Regions from separate parts of the Homo sapiens genome. Here region 2 is linked to region 1. A link is a loop called in an ENCODE intact Hi-C map of the cell type or tissue named here. Cell type or tissue: IMR-90. All regions are shown on one strand.

Region 1 (8,000 bases):
TACCATTGTTGAAGGCAAGAGGATACAAAGAGCATTCATCGGGCCAGGCGCCTTCTCAAGAAGGGCTCATCAAGGTGGAAAACCAAGTGGCACATACTTGTGGAGAAAGTTTGAAAGGAGTAGGGGTTAAGGGAGTGGTAGGGATTGAGGAAAAGCCTAATAACATGGTAATAGGAGATAACAGACTACAAAACCCCTGTGAAACCAGGAATAAAAGAGCCCCATGCTTCACAAATACAAGATTGAATGAGTTTCATGTTTAATGTAAATACACCTGCCATTTGTTCTCTGAAGCACTGGTTACAGGTTTTGAGATAAAATAGAGTTTTGAACATTGTGCCAGTGTAATTTGCCTTTGCCCAGGCATAGACTGTACACTTTGTTCCTGAACAGTCCTTAGAGACAACATAGTGCTCTGATCAGCTCAAAGGTCCCACCTCCTGATGTGAGACCTCTGCTTCCACCTGGCCTGCATCTGAGACTCCTTGGCTATTGACAGAGTAGGGGGAAGTGAGACAGTGGCCCAGGGTGCCAGTGATCTCATGGCTAAAGTGGATCATTTTACTCTCCTGCATTGAAGTTACTCACTGCATTAAGGGTAAAGAGCAAAACCCTCAATTTCTCCTATAAAGCCCTGGCCTACCTTTTGCTCAAGTCTCACCATTCTCTCTGCAGTTGCTCAGGCCTACTTTCAGTTCCTAGACTGTTACTGTGCAGGGTCCAGCCTCAGGGCCTTTGCTGTCCTCTGCGTGTGAGCCCTTCTGCTCCCTTCCCCTTCAGCTTTCAATTCTTCTTTCCTTAAGTCAACATTACATATTATTTCTTTACGGACACTGTCCCTGAACCCAACCTCACAGCAGAAGACATCAGGTGACCTCTTACATTGGTCACTGGGCACCATACTTTCCCTGTGGCTCCTGTCCCAGTTTATAATTATACATTTGTGTGATTACCTGATGAATGTCTCCTCTTCCACTGGACTGTGAATTCCATGAGGGTAATTCTGGCACTCAGTCTAAGCCTGACACCTGGCAGGTACTCAAAGGGTATTTGTTTAAGAAATTAATTATTAAATGTATCACAGATACATCAGAAGATGCAAATAAGCAAACAGGAAGAAAAAAAGCAATCACAGTTCTACAACCAAAGAAAAGCCACTTTCCATTTTTTGGCATATACTTTAAAATTTTTTTTCTATTCTATAAAATAATATGATTTTCCCTTAATAGTATGGTAAACAGGATTAAGCATCCACTAAATTTAATTTGCCATCATTTTATTCAACCAATCCCCTATTGCTAGACTCAAATCAGATTTGTATGATCTATTGTTTCATGGAAACCGATGCAAAATTATAAAAAATTAAATCATTTTTGCTTCTCAATCAGCATTTTACTTTATCCAAAAGGAGTATATGATGAGAAATCAAGAGTGACTGTCCAGGAAAATGGAGATGTGGCAGATGGAGCTGCAGACCACGTGGGGAGAGCCCTGGCCACAGGAAATGACTGTGGTTGGTAGAGGGGAAAGTATTGGACAGTTAAGGAGTTGCCACCTGCCCCTGGTGGAGGCAAATGTTGTTTTGTGGAAAGCACGTGGCATAATGACAGGGCCTCTGCAGGCTCAGTGATGTGGGTGAGCAAAATGGCTGTCTTGGGATTATCTAGGAGCTTCTGAAGGCAGTAGGGTGGTGGCTAATTTCTTAATGCTGCTCTCCCATCCTAGTGATGGGCAGAGAGGATGAGAAAGCCAGCTCTGGGGAGACAACTGTTGTTCCAAAGTGAGGAGTCACCACTACCTGCCATCTCGCAGACTCTTGTCTAGTGCCCCCTTGAGGCCATGCTTGTTGTTAGCCCTGACTCGGGTGCCCCGGCACCTGCCGTAAACCAAGCTAGACCCAGATTGCGTTTGGGTGCCTGGAACAGGAGAAGTTTTAGGAATTTATGTTAGAGATTCACCATGTTGTACTTTCTGCCAAAGCGTCCCTCCCTGAGTCAGAATAGTGGAAGGCTGACTATATTCCACCCAGCACGACGCACTGAATGCTTGGTATGAGCAGCACATCATACGACAGGAATCTCACAACAAAGCAATGAAGTAGTTACCACTATGATCTCCACCTTATAGATGAAGTACCTGAGACTTGGAAAGTGTCAAAACCAGAATTTGAACGCAGGTCTGTCTGAGCCCAGACCCTTTGCTTTTTAAACCACTCTTTATGAAGAATCTCAGTAGGTTCTTAAGAACGGGGCGTGGTACTCTCTAGAGCGTTTGTGACCCAACACTATGAATTGAAACAAGGCAAGCTCTGTGCTCCCATTTGGGGAAAGTTAATATTTCACATGCTCTCGAGAATTTAGGAGCTTGGTAAAAACTTACTATTAAACAGGGCTTTTCTTTAATTCCTTTTGTTTAAAAATTTTCTTGTGAAACACTCTATATACTGTGCCTCCCTCTGAGACGTCAGTGGTGCCAGAGACCGTTAGGGAGTTTGTGTAAATAGAGAGAGGGCCAAATGCTGCCCACACAAGTAGTGAGGCATGAGGCTGAGTGCGTGGAACAGTTCCATAGCTAGCCCTAGGCTCTGAAGAGTGTCCTGAGACCTCATCTGGGTCCCAAAATCGGTGGGCAGTGCTGTCTCCGCGAGACAATGACCAGCATGAGGAAATACCTTTAACCATTCATCTTTTTAAAAAGATAAGTTTGCTAAGCAAATAAAACCAGTTAGCCTTGAAAGTTCAGTATTAATGAATGTTAATGCATATCTTGAGATTTTCTAAAAAACTGACAAATCTTCCAAAAGACAGGAATATCTAGAGGGTAAATAACAGGACTAAAATGCTTTGAAACATCTTTGAAATGATGGTTCAATGCACAGGGTCAAAGGGTAGGACTGGTTCTCTTCAAGCATTTTAAAAAAATGCCTCATTTTTATTTAACATTGTTTTGGGAAGGAGTGCATTATATTGACACATTGAGAAAAAAATTCCTTTTTGTTTTTCTAAAACTAATAGGAGCTTAGGCATTATGATTAAGGACCAAAAAGAGCCAATGCCGATGAATGCCCTCTTTCTTCAGCTGTAAAATTTAATGGCCGCTACCGAGAGGTTTTTCTTTTAATCAGCAAAAAATTTATTTTGTCCTTGACATTTTATGCCAAAAATCAGCCCAGAGAATGTGTTTTATAGCCTGGGCTGAATTCCCCTAAAGGTAGAGTTTTCCTATGAGCAGTGTTCATTGAATTGGCTTTTTTTTTTTTTTTTTGCACTAGATAACTATATTAATTTATTAGATAATCTTTTTATTGTTTCAGCAAGATAGAGGAAACTTACACAGAGACAGCAGAGCATAATGGGTAAGCATCTGGGTTCTTTTGGAAGACGAGATATTGGTTTCCATTGGCCTTGCTACTTCCTGTCTTTCTGACCTTGAGTAAATTACTCTTCCAGAGCCTGTTTCTTTGTTCAATTGGGGATCATAATAGTGCCGCCGTCATCATGCTGTCATGATTAATGCACCTAAAGCATTTAGCACAGCTGTCAGCACTTATTGAGTATTGACTAATTATTAGCGATGCACAGTGATCTATAACTTAAAGCTTCGTCTCAGAATATGCCTTCTTATGATCTGATAGTAATAGGAATCAGCAGAAAATAAGGTGGTTCAACTATCCGGGAAAACTACCAAATATCCGCTTAGCAGAGGCAAAATAAATGTAGCTTAAATGCAGCTGAAAATGCTGAAAGCTGCTTTTGTTTCTCATGTTATAGAAATGCAGTTATTTTTATTAAAAGTGATGGGAAATCCATCTGTAATCTCCTGTCTTTCTTTTATCTGTTTGTAAAAATAGCTCAGTAAACCCATAAATGCCAAGACCCTGTTCAGTGTGAGAAACATTGTTGGGCAGGATGGGAAAGTTCAAAGAAATATCAGATGCAATCCCTGCTTTGGTGGAATATTTGGTGTAACTTGGAAAATTAAATGGAAAAAAAATTAAACAACAAAACAGCACCCAGCTGCCAAATAAGTGAGGAAGGAAAGACCTCAGGCTGAAGCACTGGTGATGGGAGGAGGGATTTATTTGAGCTGGTTTTTCAAAGGATGGGTAAGGAAAGAATAGCAGGAAGGCGTCTCATAGGTATGGTTTAATGGTAAGAGCAAAGTCAGTGTAGTGGCAAAGAACAAGGCAAGAGGGTGGAGTGGTTAGCAAGTGAAGGCTCATTAATGCTTAAGGCTACCTTTGAAACAGAAGTGTCTGTCTGACCGGATTCAGGAGGCCTGTCCATCACGCCATTCTCCACCACCATGATTCATTACTCCAGAGTCTCTTATCTTCAAATCAAAAGCAAGACGAGAGGCAGATACAGATATGAGGAAGTGCTTTGCTTTTCGCTACTCTGCCAAACATAGTTTACATACCAACACTGATAATCTGTCAGCCCACCTCTCCTGGACACTTAATCATTTCCCTGGAATCCACTGGAATAATTTTTTTATGCATTACAAAGTATGCTTCAGAGTGTCTATTTCTTAAGATAAGTTTGCATTCCTTTAACCAAGTGGCATTCCCACAAAGCCCCAAGGTGGCCCGTGTTACACATTCCTTCTTACAGCCAAAGTGGTCAGTTAGGAAGGCAGCTACCTTCATGGCCTGTTAGTAAGAATGTTGGACACTTGTTGGGCATTTACTCTGTGGGAGACACTGTTCTCAGTGCTTTACATGTCCAAATTCATTTAACTCTCCAGAAGAGGGAGCAGTAGGAGAGAAGGGTGATGAACAGACCCTACAAACGGACTAAATTATTAAATAATGAATCAGCAATTAGTTCTAAAAATGTTTATGTAGTGCTTACTGTGTGCCAGACACCATGATTAAAGGACAATCGAAGTAACTCGGTAATCACCTCTGAACTGCCAGTATGGGTGTTTTATCACCTTCCATGTTCTGTGTTGACGGTTTATTGAACACATTTTGAGTTCTTCAGGGCAGTGCTTATTAAATTCAGCGTGCGTTTGGATCGCCTGGGAATCATGGTAAAATGCAGATTCCGATTTGAAAGTGCTGTGGTGGAGCCTGCGAGTTTGCATTTCTAACAAGCTCATGGGGGTGGCGACGCTGCACATCCAGGTGACCTCTTGAAGTAGCAAGATCTTAGAGAACCAAGTAAATGGCAGAGGAAATACAAGCAGGATAAGACAGGAACATATTGTCACTTTCACACCAGAAGAGGCAGTAGGCCTGGATTTGGCCCCAGGCCCCAGTTTAACATGATCATTATGGTTGTTGTCGCTACCATGTGCACCAAAGGAATCTAAGAGCTTGGAACCTTAAGGCCCAATGGCACGGTTTACAATGCTAACACACCTTAAAGTTAAAGGAAGAATGTACGCTATCCTAGGAACATGACTGATAAGGTGCGGCAGAGAGAGTGGGGTGGGGCGGGTGGGGTGGGAGGCTAGAAGTCAGGAAACCTGTGTTCTCATCAGGGCTCATTTACAGACTTGCTATGTGACCTAGTTTAATCACTGAGCCTTTCAGTGTCCCGATATCCTCATCTACAAAGCAGACTGGTAAACATCTGCTCTGCCCACCCAGGACTGCAGAAGTGAGACAGGATGCACAAAAGCTCTTGGGAAAACCAAAGAAACACTGCAAATGTGCATTTTTATAATTAAAAAATATAGAGTCTGTCTTCAGCAGTAGGCAGGAAAGAGGGGGTATCTCAGGAGCTCCCACTTTGGTTTATGTCTCTCTGAGGGCTTGTTATGCTTCTCAGCCTATTCTGTATTCAGGAGATGCATAGAGCTTCTGGCTTCATGCTGTTTCAGAGCAGCCCACTTCAGCCTTTTCTTTACCAATAGAAACCCCTAGACTATCACAGCTTGTCCTTCTTGCACTGAACCCATTAAGAATAAAGAAAGTCTCTGGGCTGGGGAGTGGAAGTGAGGGACATAACATTTACTGAGTATTTTATGTGAGTTATTTTACTTAATCTTCACAACACTCCTAGGAGGAAGGTAGTCTGAATTATGAAATTGTTCCAATTTCATAGATGAGGCACCTAAAGCTCAGACAGGCTCACTTGCCTGGGGTTTGGTTTTGTTTCTCTTTGTAAAAGGTAAGTCTTTTCAATTTAGTAGGTCAAAACACGTGATTCTCTCCTTTTCATAAGACTATAAAGTTAGCAACCTCTGGTATCTGGTTAACAGTTCACTTTGTGCAGGTTATTCCAGAGGTAGATAGCATGAGTTTATGTCGAAGCCCAGGATTTTGTGCCAAACATCCGTCTCTTTGCAACAGAATTGGAGAATTGTTCCAGAATTCTTTGAATTCTTAATTTGCAGAATTTCATAAAGAGTTCTACAGCTCACTTTTCCTAGGAATAGAGGAGAGCGGCAACTGAAGACAGCAGGCTTTTTCTTTTTAGTATTGATGATGATGATGATGAGCTTTAACACAGCTTATCCAGGTAATCCTCATGTAGTGCTGTGATGTTGATGGTTTTGTTACCCATATTTTAGAGAAGAGGAAACTAGAGACTTAGAGGGTTAAGAGACTTATACACAGCCTAACTATTCCAAGTGTTTAGGACTAAGTGGACTTTAGTCTTGGTTTTTCCAGCTCCAACTCTGAGGGTTGTTTCCATATTCCCCTGTATTACATGGATTAACCAGTGTTAGTGACCATCCGGCTAAGAAATTAGCAGTGGCTCTCAGTGGAAAAGAGCTACTTGATTCTAATGATAGTAATAATGAAAACAACTGCCAGCTTCCTGTGCTGTTGGTAGGGCCTCCTGGGTTGGCCCTGTCACATCCCATCATGTCACGGGGCATGTGAGATCACGGGGCTGAAATAACCCTGGGCGACTGATGTAAAACAGATTGCGTGTGACACCTGCCCTTGGGCTTCCCAGCGTGGCACTTCAGCCCCTCTTGGCTCAGAAAGCATTTAATATACCCACAGAGTGCTGGGTTCCCCCCCAAAACTTTCTGCAAACTTCCTTGTAACTCTGGAACAGGATCCCAGGCCATGTGGAATCTTGAAAAGGTGATTGACACTGGAGACGCAAGGTCCTGTTGGTTTGGGCTGGTTACTCAATGTCTTTGAGTCTCAGTTTTTCACCTGCAAGTGGGAATAAGGATAGTACTCCGTTCTCTGAGTTGTGAGGGTTAATTGAGCCAGTGGTGCCAGATCACAGTAGGTACCCAGGCAAAGAGGATTGTTGTAGCTTACTTTCTTCTGGATTACATCATCCTTAATTTTTCTCTTTCCCTCTCCTCTCAGAAGTCATCACAAATTCTGACACTTCTAAATTATGCCTTAAGCCTATCTATATTGTGTCTAGCTACCACCTTAGTCTAAATCAGCTTCACCTCTAGCCTAGATTACTATACTAGCTTCTTACCTGGTCTTCTGCTTGTACTCCCACTTGACAGAGCATCTAGAGTGATTTTATTAAAATATAAACCAGATCATTCATTCGCTTTTGTAAAACTCTTCAGCGGTTTCCAATTGCACTTTGAATCAATCTGTACCCCTTACCCTGCAAACTGCCACCTGCTGTGGTCCCTGCCCACTTACCCACCTCCACTGGATGCCCCTCGATACCCAGCTCACTGTGCCTCGGTCATGACGGCCTTCTTTTTCTTCCTTGGATGCACCAAAACCAGGGGGCCTGAGGACCTTTGCATGTGCTGTTTGTCCCCTTTGCCTGGAATGCTATTCTCCAAGATCTTTGCATAGCTGGAAATTTTGTAGCTCTAAACACGGGGTTCTTCCATTTCATAAGACTATAAAGCTAGCAACCTCTGGTATCTGGTTAACAGTTCACTTTGTGCAGGTTATTCCAGATGCAGATAGCATGGGTTTAGGTTTTCATTTAGAGAACCACCTGACCTCTCCGTAGAAACTCACCACATTCTCTCCCCCAGTGACTTTCTAACACATTACAGTGTTTTAATTTTCTTCATGTACTCAGCACTACTTGAAGTTTTCTCAT
Region 2 (8,000 bases), 300 kb before region 1:
GCCAGTTCCAGGCAGAGTGCCCTCTGTTGTAGACACCTTGTGCTTTGGGAAGTTGTCTGTGATTAGGGGAGTAATTTTCTATTTGAGGTTGGTCTCAGGAAGGGAAACCACTCCTGACTCCTGCCTGAAAACTCGCCTCCTTGCTCAGAAACACTAATTACAGGGGTCGTTTGATGCTCTCACTTAAATATTTTAGTCACTCACACATTTATTGACTATCTGTATGTGCCCAACCCCATTCCAGGTACTGAGGTTAAAAATGAGTGAGATGCAGTCTCTCCATACCACAGAGCAAAGGAGGAAGCTTGTTTGTGTATATGGAGCATGGCCCATGCAGGGTTACTTAATGCTAGAAACCAAACACTCTGAGGCAAAGAAAAGGTGTAGGGGGTTGGGGGGCAGGGTAGAGGAATAGTCTACCCAGACTGCCTGTCACTCAGACCAGCCACTCTGCTGCAAAAGGAGTTGGCTTATCTTTTTTTTTTTTTTTTTTTTTTAAGCACTTAGCAGTTTCCTAGGGCTGCTATCTGCTGTAACAAACTGTGTGGCTTAAAACAATGGATATTTATTCTCTTGCACTTCTGGCAGCTTAGAAGTCTGAAATCGAGGTGACAGCAGGACCATGCTCCCTCTGAAGGCTCTAGGGGAGACTCTTTCCTTGCCTCTTCCTAGCTTCTGGTGGTGGCTAGCAATCCCTGGTGCAGTGTAACTTCAATCTCTACCTCTGTCTTCACGTGGCATTCTTCCCTATGTATCTCTTCTGTCTCTGTCTCCAAATTTCCCTCTCCTAAATCCTGTCATTGAATTTAGGGCCACCCTAATCCAGTATGCTCTCATTGTAACTTGATTACATCTGCAAAGACCCTATTTCCAAATAAGGTCACATCCCCAGGTTCCTGGGTTAAGACTTCAATGTATCTTTTTTTTTTTTTTTTTTTGGAGGGGGCGGGAGTAGTGCACCATTCAACCATGACATCTATACTCTGTCCACCAAATGCAGGTGGGTTTTGTACAGACACCAAAGCACATATACTTTGCACTTGGGCAGTAGCCCTTTGGGAGTCACTTGGGATCTATTTCCTCTTAATTTTCTTCAAGTTTAAACAAATTTGATCATCCAAAGGAGCCATACATAGCCCAATGATGAGAAACGTGAGCTTTGGCTTTAAAACTGGTGTTGAAGCCTGCCTTTCCAATTTATTGTGAGTCCTGGAGCAACTCGTGTAACTTCTTTAATCCTCAGTTTCCTTATCAGTAAAATGGGAATAGTGAGAATACCTACACCACTGAGTTGTTATTAAGCCTGCATGAAAACCTACATGTAATGATATTCACTGTGCTGAGCACTTTACATGATCTCATATAGTCTTTTCAACAACTCTTAATTGATTGGTATTTAGACTTCTGTTTTACAGATGCAGAAATAGAAGCTAAGTGATTCGCCCAAGATCTCCAAGATACTAAAAAGTATCAAGAGTTGGAATTTGAACCTGGATTTCCACTGTGCTCTATTCCTCAAGACCCTTTTTAATAGTTATGTAGCGCTACAGTCTAGGGGTTCCTAAACTTTTTAAGGAAAGTCCAACTTTTTATATCCCTAAAGCCTTGCTCTCACTGAAGCCTTGATTGAGGCCAAGAGAGAATGCCTTGCTGCTGCCCCCATGAGCCACTGCCCATCTAAGGAATTCCCACAGATGCCCACATTTACCCACATGCTTTAAAAGCTCTTGTTTATTGAGTCTTTGCTGTTCACCTGGCTGCATATTACATTACAAGGCAAGGTAGCATGATAGTTACATGTCTGGGCTCTGGAGACAGACTGCGTATGACCTGGTGTCTTCTTAGAGCAAGCCTTCTAACTTGGGTTGGCTGAATCAAATCTATATGTAAAATGAATGATATACAGACAGTTCACTAAATCAAAGCCCATCTCCACAATCTACCTGACCTCGGACAGATGACATAATCTCTGTATCCCCCATTTTCCTTATCCCTAGGATAAGGGCTGAGAATAATAAGCCCCTATACAGTTGTTGTGAAGATTAAATAAGTTAATGCTTGTAATGCATTTGAAACATGACCCAGCACATTGTGGCCTACTGAATTTATCTTCTACTACCTTTGAGCAGGCATCATTGTCCTTACTATTTTACAAATAAAGAAACTGAGGCCAGAAAGGCCATATACCACTAGAAGGTTCGAGCAAAGCAAGGATTCAGGCTCAGGCCTGTTTGACTCCAGAGCCCAGTGGTTACAGCAGGGACTGTACTTGATTCTTTAAATCCTCCTTCTGCTACCTGTCCCATTCCTCCAGTGCCTGGACCATTGGAGATGTTTAATCAGTATTTATCCACAGATAAACCCATTGCATCTATGCCCTCCTACCTAGGCTTACCTGCTTTCGAGATCAGGGGATGTGTTAGAAGGATGTGATCAGTCCTTATCAATACCCTTTCTGTTTTTAGTAGTTTGGATAACATTTATTGAGTGTCTACTATATGGCCAGGCATTGTGAGAAGCATTTCACACATACCTTTCCTCATTTACTTTCAGAACCTTCTAAAGGAGGCTTCACTCTCTGCATTTTATGGAAACTCTGGCTTACAAGGACCCCATCGAAAAGGATGTTCCCTCTTTGTGGCCACCTTCTTTCATGTCCTTTACAGCCGGACATCCTATTTTGGCCAGACCATATAATTGAAAATGATCTTAATAATGAGACAGACAGAAAATAACCTCACCATTTCTCTCCTCTTCTTCTTCTTCTTTTTTTTTTTTTTTTTTTTTTTTTTTTTTGAGACAGAGCCTTACTCTGTTGCCCAGGCTGGAGTGCAGTGGCGCGATCTCGACTCACTGCAATCTCCGCCTCCCGGGTTCCAGCGATTCTCCTGCCTCAGCCTCCTGAGTAGCTGGGATTATAGGCCCTGCCACCATGCCTGGCTAATTTTGTATTTTTAGTAGAGACGGGGTTTTACCATGTTGGCCAGGCGGATCACTTGAGGTCAGGAGTTCTCTCCTCTTCTTAAAAGCCCCAGAGTCCCACCATATTTTAATTATTTGATGGAGGGCCAACCACTGCCTGCCACAAAACTTAAAGGGGCACAATTTCCCTTGTGATCTTGGTGAAGGGAGCCCATAGAGTTGTGCAAGGCTGCTCTGGGCAGAGGTGAGTGAAGCACTGCCCCTTACGAGGCTGCTGGCAATCTTGCTTGTTTTTCCATTTTCCACCACAAGAGGGCAACATATGACCATGAATGATTTGAAAATAAAGCGATTCCTTAACTGGTTCTCTTTTTACCAAAGAATTTTAATAATTGTGCTCCTGGTAAGTTAGAATGGGGAAAGTTCTTCTGTTAGCGCCAAGTGAATATTCTTAAGGGATTGAAATTCAAATTGTCTTGAGAATTCTCCAAAAAGGAAATAAAAGACATAGAAAAATGTTATATGAACCACATAAATGGCTGTTTTTATAGGTCAAAATGTTTGAATATGGGTCATTTCTGATAAAACAGGAGACTCCTTCACACGTGCCTTACTTATGAAAAGGGGTTCCTAAGCCTTGCACATCTTCAAATTGAGGAGATTGTTTTCAGACGTAACCACATGGGTTCAGAATGGCAATTATGCAGATGGAGAATGCCTTCCATGGCTTCTTGTCTGCCCTGTGAGTGCTCATAGCTCTCTTGTAGGCTCCCAGATGAGTACTTTTTACTCCATTTTAAAATGATTTGTTGGCTTATCTATCTCTCCTTCTGCACCAAAAGTTTCTTGGCAACTTGAGTCTTCCTGAGGTGTACAGTGCCTGGTGAAATGAATACAACACATCGGTCTATATAGGACATATTGGGTAGATGGATGGGTGAACAGATGGACAGCCAACTGACGCGTGCTAAAGGTTGTACACTCTCTGAGGCAGAGGCAGCTGTTATGTTTGTTTTTATTTTCAAAATCTACTTCAGGAGTCTCTGTGAACATGGGATTCTGTAGAGCTCTAAGCCATCTGGCCCTTGTAATTCTTCTGACCTTGTACCTTCTTCCAATTTTAATGTAATTTCTCCTTTTCTTTAGAGAACATTTCCTAACTCTACTAAAATGCACATAGCCAATGGCCCGTCCCAATTGTTGGGTATGAAACACGCCTGCTTGTTTTCAGATTCAGAGCAGTGCTAAAGGCTAATACTTACGCAGGGCTTGCAAAGCACTAGAACCAGCTGGTGCTAAGCTCTTTACATTTGTAAACTCCTGTCTCTTAATACAACAAATCTATGCAGTAGCTACCACTTTCAATCCCTGTTTCAAAGGTGAGAAAATAGAGGCACAAAGAGCCTACATCCCTTGCCCACGGTCCCCTAGTCAGAAAATGGTACTCGGCCTGTCTCCTTGCTGTGGACTGAGGGAGCTCAAAGGAGAAGGGGAGGAAGTGTTCTCTCTTCCTTTTCTTGCCTGTACTGGACAGCAGGTGAGGCCTGGCTCACAGCTGGCAAACAGGACCCAGGTACTACGGAGCCCTGGTCAGCCCTGTAAAGAGATGTAAGCAGCTATAAGTAGCAGAAGCCCAATTAGGGTTCAGTGAGCCCCTATGAGGCCTGACACACAAGGACTGCACACAGAGAGAGGGGCGTCTCCTGCAGCCACAGGCAGTGGTGGGGCAGATGGACTTCAAGACCCTGAGACACATTTTGGGAGGCCAGGCGGGCAGATCGCTTGAGATGAGGAGTTCGAGACCAGCCTGTCCAACACAGTGAAACCCTGTCTCTATTAAAATTACCAAAATTAGCAGGGCATGGTGGCACACACCTGTAATCCCAGCTCAGGTGGGATTGAGGCTGAGGCACGAGAACTCAGGAGGCTGAGGCACGAGAATTGCTTGAACCTGGAAGGCAGAGGTTGCAGAGATTGCACAACTGCACTCCAGCCTGGGAGACAGAGTGACTCTGCCTCCCCACAAAAAAAAAAAAAAAAAAAAAAAAAAAAAGACCCTGAAACAAGAGGAACCCAGGCAGCGTCTCCTGGTTGTCTCAGCACATCTGTTTCATTTTCCTCTCTCTCTGCTGACCCATTTGTCAATGGAAATTAGGTTTCTCAGTGTGTGTGGTTTTTTTTTTACAAACTCATTTAATCAAGCACCTATGAATATTTCAAATTTTTAAGTCAAATATTTGTTTTCTTTTAAAATTCCTTGTCTAATAAGGAAAACTTTTCAAGTATTCAAGTTGTTCTCATGTAATCAAATAATAACAGCAGATCCTTGTACAGGGCATACTATAGCCACCCTGGTTTCAGAACTATCTGTAAATTGCTTCATTCAAACTTGACTACAACAAGTAAAGTAGAGCTGCTATCATTATCTCCATCTTGACAGATGAGGAAATGGAAGCACAAAGAGGTTAAGTAACTTGTCCAAGATCATATTACTAGTAACTGGTAGAATAAGGGTTCAGACCCTGTCACTTTGGCTTTAGAGGCCATTCCCTCAAGTACTATAGTATACTGTCTGCATGTGATGACTTAAACTTATAAATATAATACAGTCCAAGTTTTCTGGAATGTTCCACTAATGTTTATAATTTTGATAAAATTCTTCTCATAAAATTCTTCTCATACCTCCTTAAACTTAAAATCCTGTCTAAATAAGTAACACAACCTGCACTTAATTATAAACTGGAACCACAAGGCTAATCTTTAGATAAACTAATATCCCACATTTCTTAAATGTATTTCAAATGCCAAATATACCTAGTTTTCCCCCCCTTACTCCAAAAATATTAATACTATGTTCATTTTATTATTTGTATCCTATGTGATATATTTCATCATCTGTACACTTAATTTTAAGAGAGTATGTTTTAAAATGCCTACTTAAAAAACCATTCTCTCACCTCAAGTGATGAGGGGTTACCTTTCCAGTTGAATTGGGGTGACACCAGCTGGGTGAGGTGTGGCTCGGCCAAGGGTCTGGATGTGGAGGCACCGAGTCCAGAATACCAGCGCCAAAAGGGATTCTCCAGTGGCTTGTGTTCCCAGCCCCTGTTCCCGATTCTCAGGTCTGATGAATCTGCAAGCCCTACCTACGTGAGAAGATTCATCTAACCTATTTTCTGCTTGATACTATTTCGAATTCTTTTCTGATTCTTCCCGTACATCAGATCCACAACTCTTAGAGATGTATGAATGATCCCGAGTTGGATCCTGCATAGCTGTCACGGACTCTCACATATTGTCAGGCTGTCAGCAGCAGTTCTGTGGATATTCTCATGCCTCAACTGTTCTTGCCCCACAGCTCATAAGTTTACCTGTCTTTCTGGTTCAAGGGCTAACCTAATCTGGCTAGTACACTTTTGAGTCCCAATTCTAGATTCCAAGGAGAGAAAACATGAGTGGTCCAGCTTTAGTCAGGGGTCTACCCCATTTGCTCATGGCCTGGAGTCAGGGTCCTGGAGTAGACACCTGGCCTCAGGCCTTCACTCTCATGGAATAGTTGGGGGACAGTTCTCAGAGAAGAGAGGAGATGAGTAGAAAGCACAGTATGGAAAAAGGGTCAGAGGAAAGAGGTTGTTCAAGGAGTATCTTCACAGTAGGAGAGGAAAAAAACAAAAGCAGTGCTCAAACTGGGCCAAGAACTCAGAGTTGAAGTTGTGTGTAGAAAGCTGGCAGAGGAACAGTGCTGGACAAGATCACATTGACTGGGACCCTCAAAGCCACCCCAGCTAAGGATGGGACCCTTTTTGCAAGCCTTGGTTAATCTTTTTCCACTCTTATTTCTCCAAGCCATTCAAGGCATCACTGCCAGCCAGTCAACTTTCCAAAAACATATTGGTTTATATTCTTTTTGCTTACAAATTTCCATAGTTCCCCAGCACTTTCAAAATAAAGTTTAGCACGGTTCACAAGGCTCCATAGACTTGCCCCAACTATTTCTCCAGTCTCATCCCTGTCACTGCAACCTCTTCAGAGCCGCAGCTCTGTAAACACACCTTCAGGATAGCACCAAGGCCATCCCGCTATGATGGCTCCTTTCTGATGTGAACTTTTTTGAGAACAGAGGCCCATCCACCTTTGTTTCTATCTCCAACCCCACTCAGAATGTGAGAAAAAAAATTGTATCTTTACATCATTTTCCAGTTCATAAAGGCTTTCCTAGACATTAACTGAGGCAATCTTCGCAAAAACCTTGGGAGAGAGGTATTATTTCATGAAGAAATTGAGGCTCAGAAGGACAAGGGGGCTGACAATGACCGATAATCTACCTTATACCAGGCACAGTACTGGGTGTTTTCACATGTGACCTGTTTTCAGTTTTCTGAACAAACTTCAGAGCTATCCCCATTTTATAGGCTCAGATGAGTTAAGTAACTTGCTCTAGATTGTACCTCTCATACATTTTACAGTGAAAGATTTGAGCCCTAGTTGTATCTGGCTGCTGAACCTGTGCCCTTCCCGTTAGAATGTAGTGCCTTGCCTGGGGCTGAGCATTTACTACCTGCTTAGTTACTGGTGGCTGGAGAAATGAATAACCGTTTTCCACTCTTGGGGACAAACACTTCAAGCCCTCTGGAACAGGCACCTGCAGCCATCACAAGCATAGGGCCTTGGGCTGGAGTGTCTGATTAACCCTGCTGCTTTAAGCCAAATTTCTGCCTTTCTTTCTAGTGCTTATGCCTGGAAATAGGGTTATCAGGCTCATCCCTTATGCCCACTCCTGGGACATTAGCTAAGAAAGAATTCTTGGTGTGAAGAGGTGAACCCATTCAGGCCAGCCCTCACATGGGGCCTGGGACACCATTATTAACTGTCCATTAAATATTTTTTAAAGAAACATAGAAAAGAAAGAGTGAATAAAGGATTGGTAAGTCTACGGTTTCTGCTATGCTCTACTGGGAAGGTATCACTGCTGATGCAAATGGAAGCTGGAGTCTTTGCAAGGCTGGGAGCGAAGGGGTTCATAACTCTGCCATTGTGAAATTGATTGGACCCAAGACCAGTATGAAAGTTCCTTGTCT

The links. Peaks named below come from ENCODE experiments on the same cell type or tissue, not always from the same donor. Only the 100,000 strongest peaks of a DNase experiment are listed, where the experiment ranks them.
Region 2: it touches region 1 in a loop (7-fold over the local background); 24 of 110 quality-filtered maps call a loop at or near these places.

Annotation. Positions count from the first base shown.
Region 1 is chr1:63,916,242-63,924,241 of GRCh38, forward strand. The region is part of intron 1 of ROR1 (receptor tyrosine kinase like orphan receptor 1); the gene reads left to right. Among named protein-coding and RNA genes, the nearest start is that of ROR1, 150 kb to the left of the region's middle. RefSeq lists a silencer at 1,821-1,890. In IMR-90, CTCF peaks have their summits at 1,842 (motif pointing left) and 4,751 (motif pointing right); a DNase peak (open chromatin) is centred at 4,610; H3K27ac peaks cover 623 bases; H3K27me3 peaks cover 213 bases.
Region 2 is chr1:63,612,785-63,620,784 of GRCh38, forward strand. The region is part of intron 1 of PGM1 (phosphoglucomutase 1); the gene reads left to right. Among named protein-coding and RNA genes, the nearest start is that of PGM1, 23 kb to the left of the region's middle. In IMR-90, a CTCF peak has its summit at 3,235 (motif pointing right); a DNase peak (open chromatin) is centred at 3,237.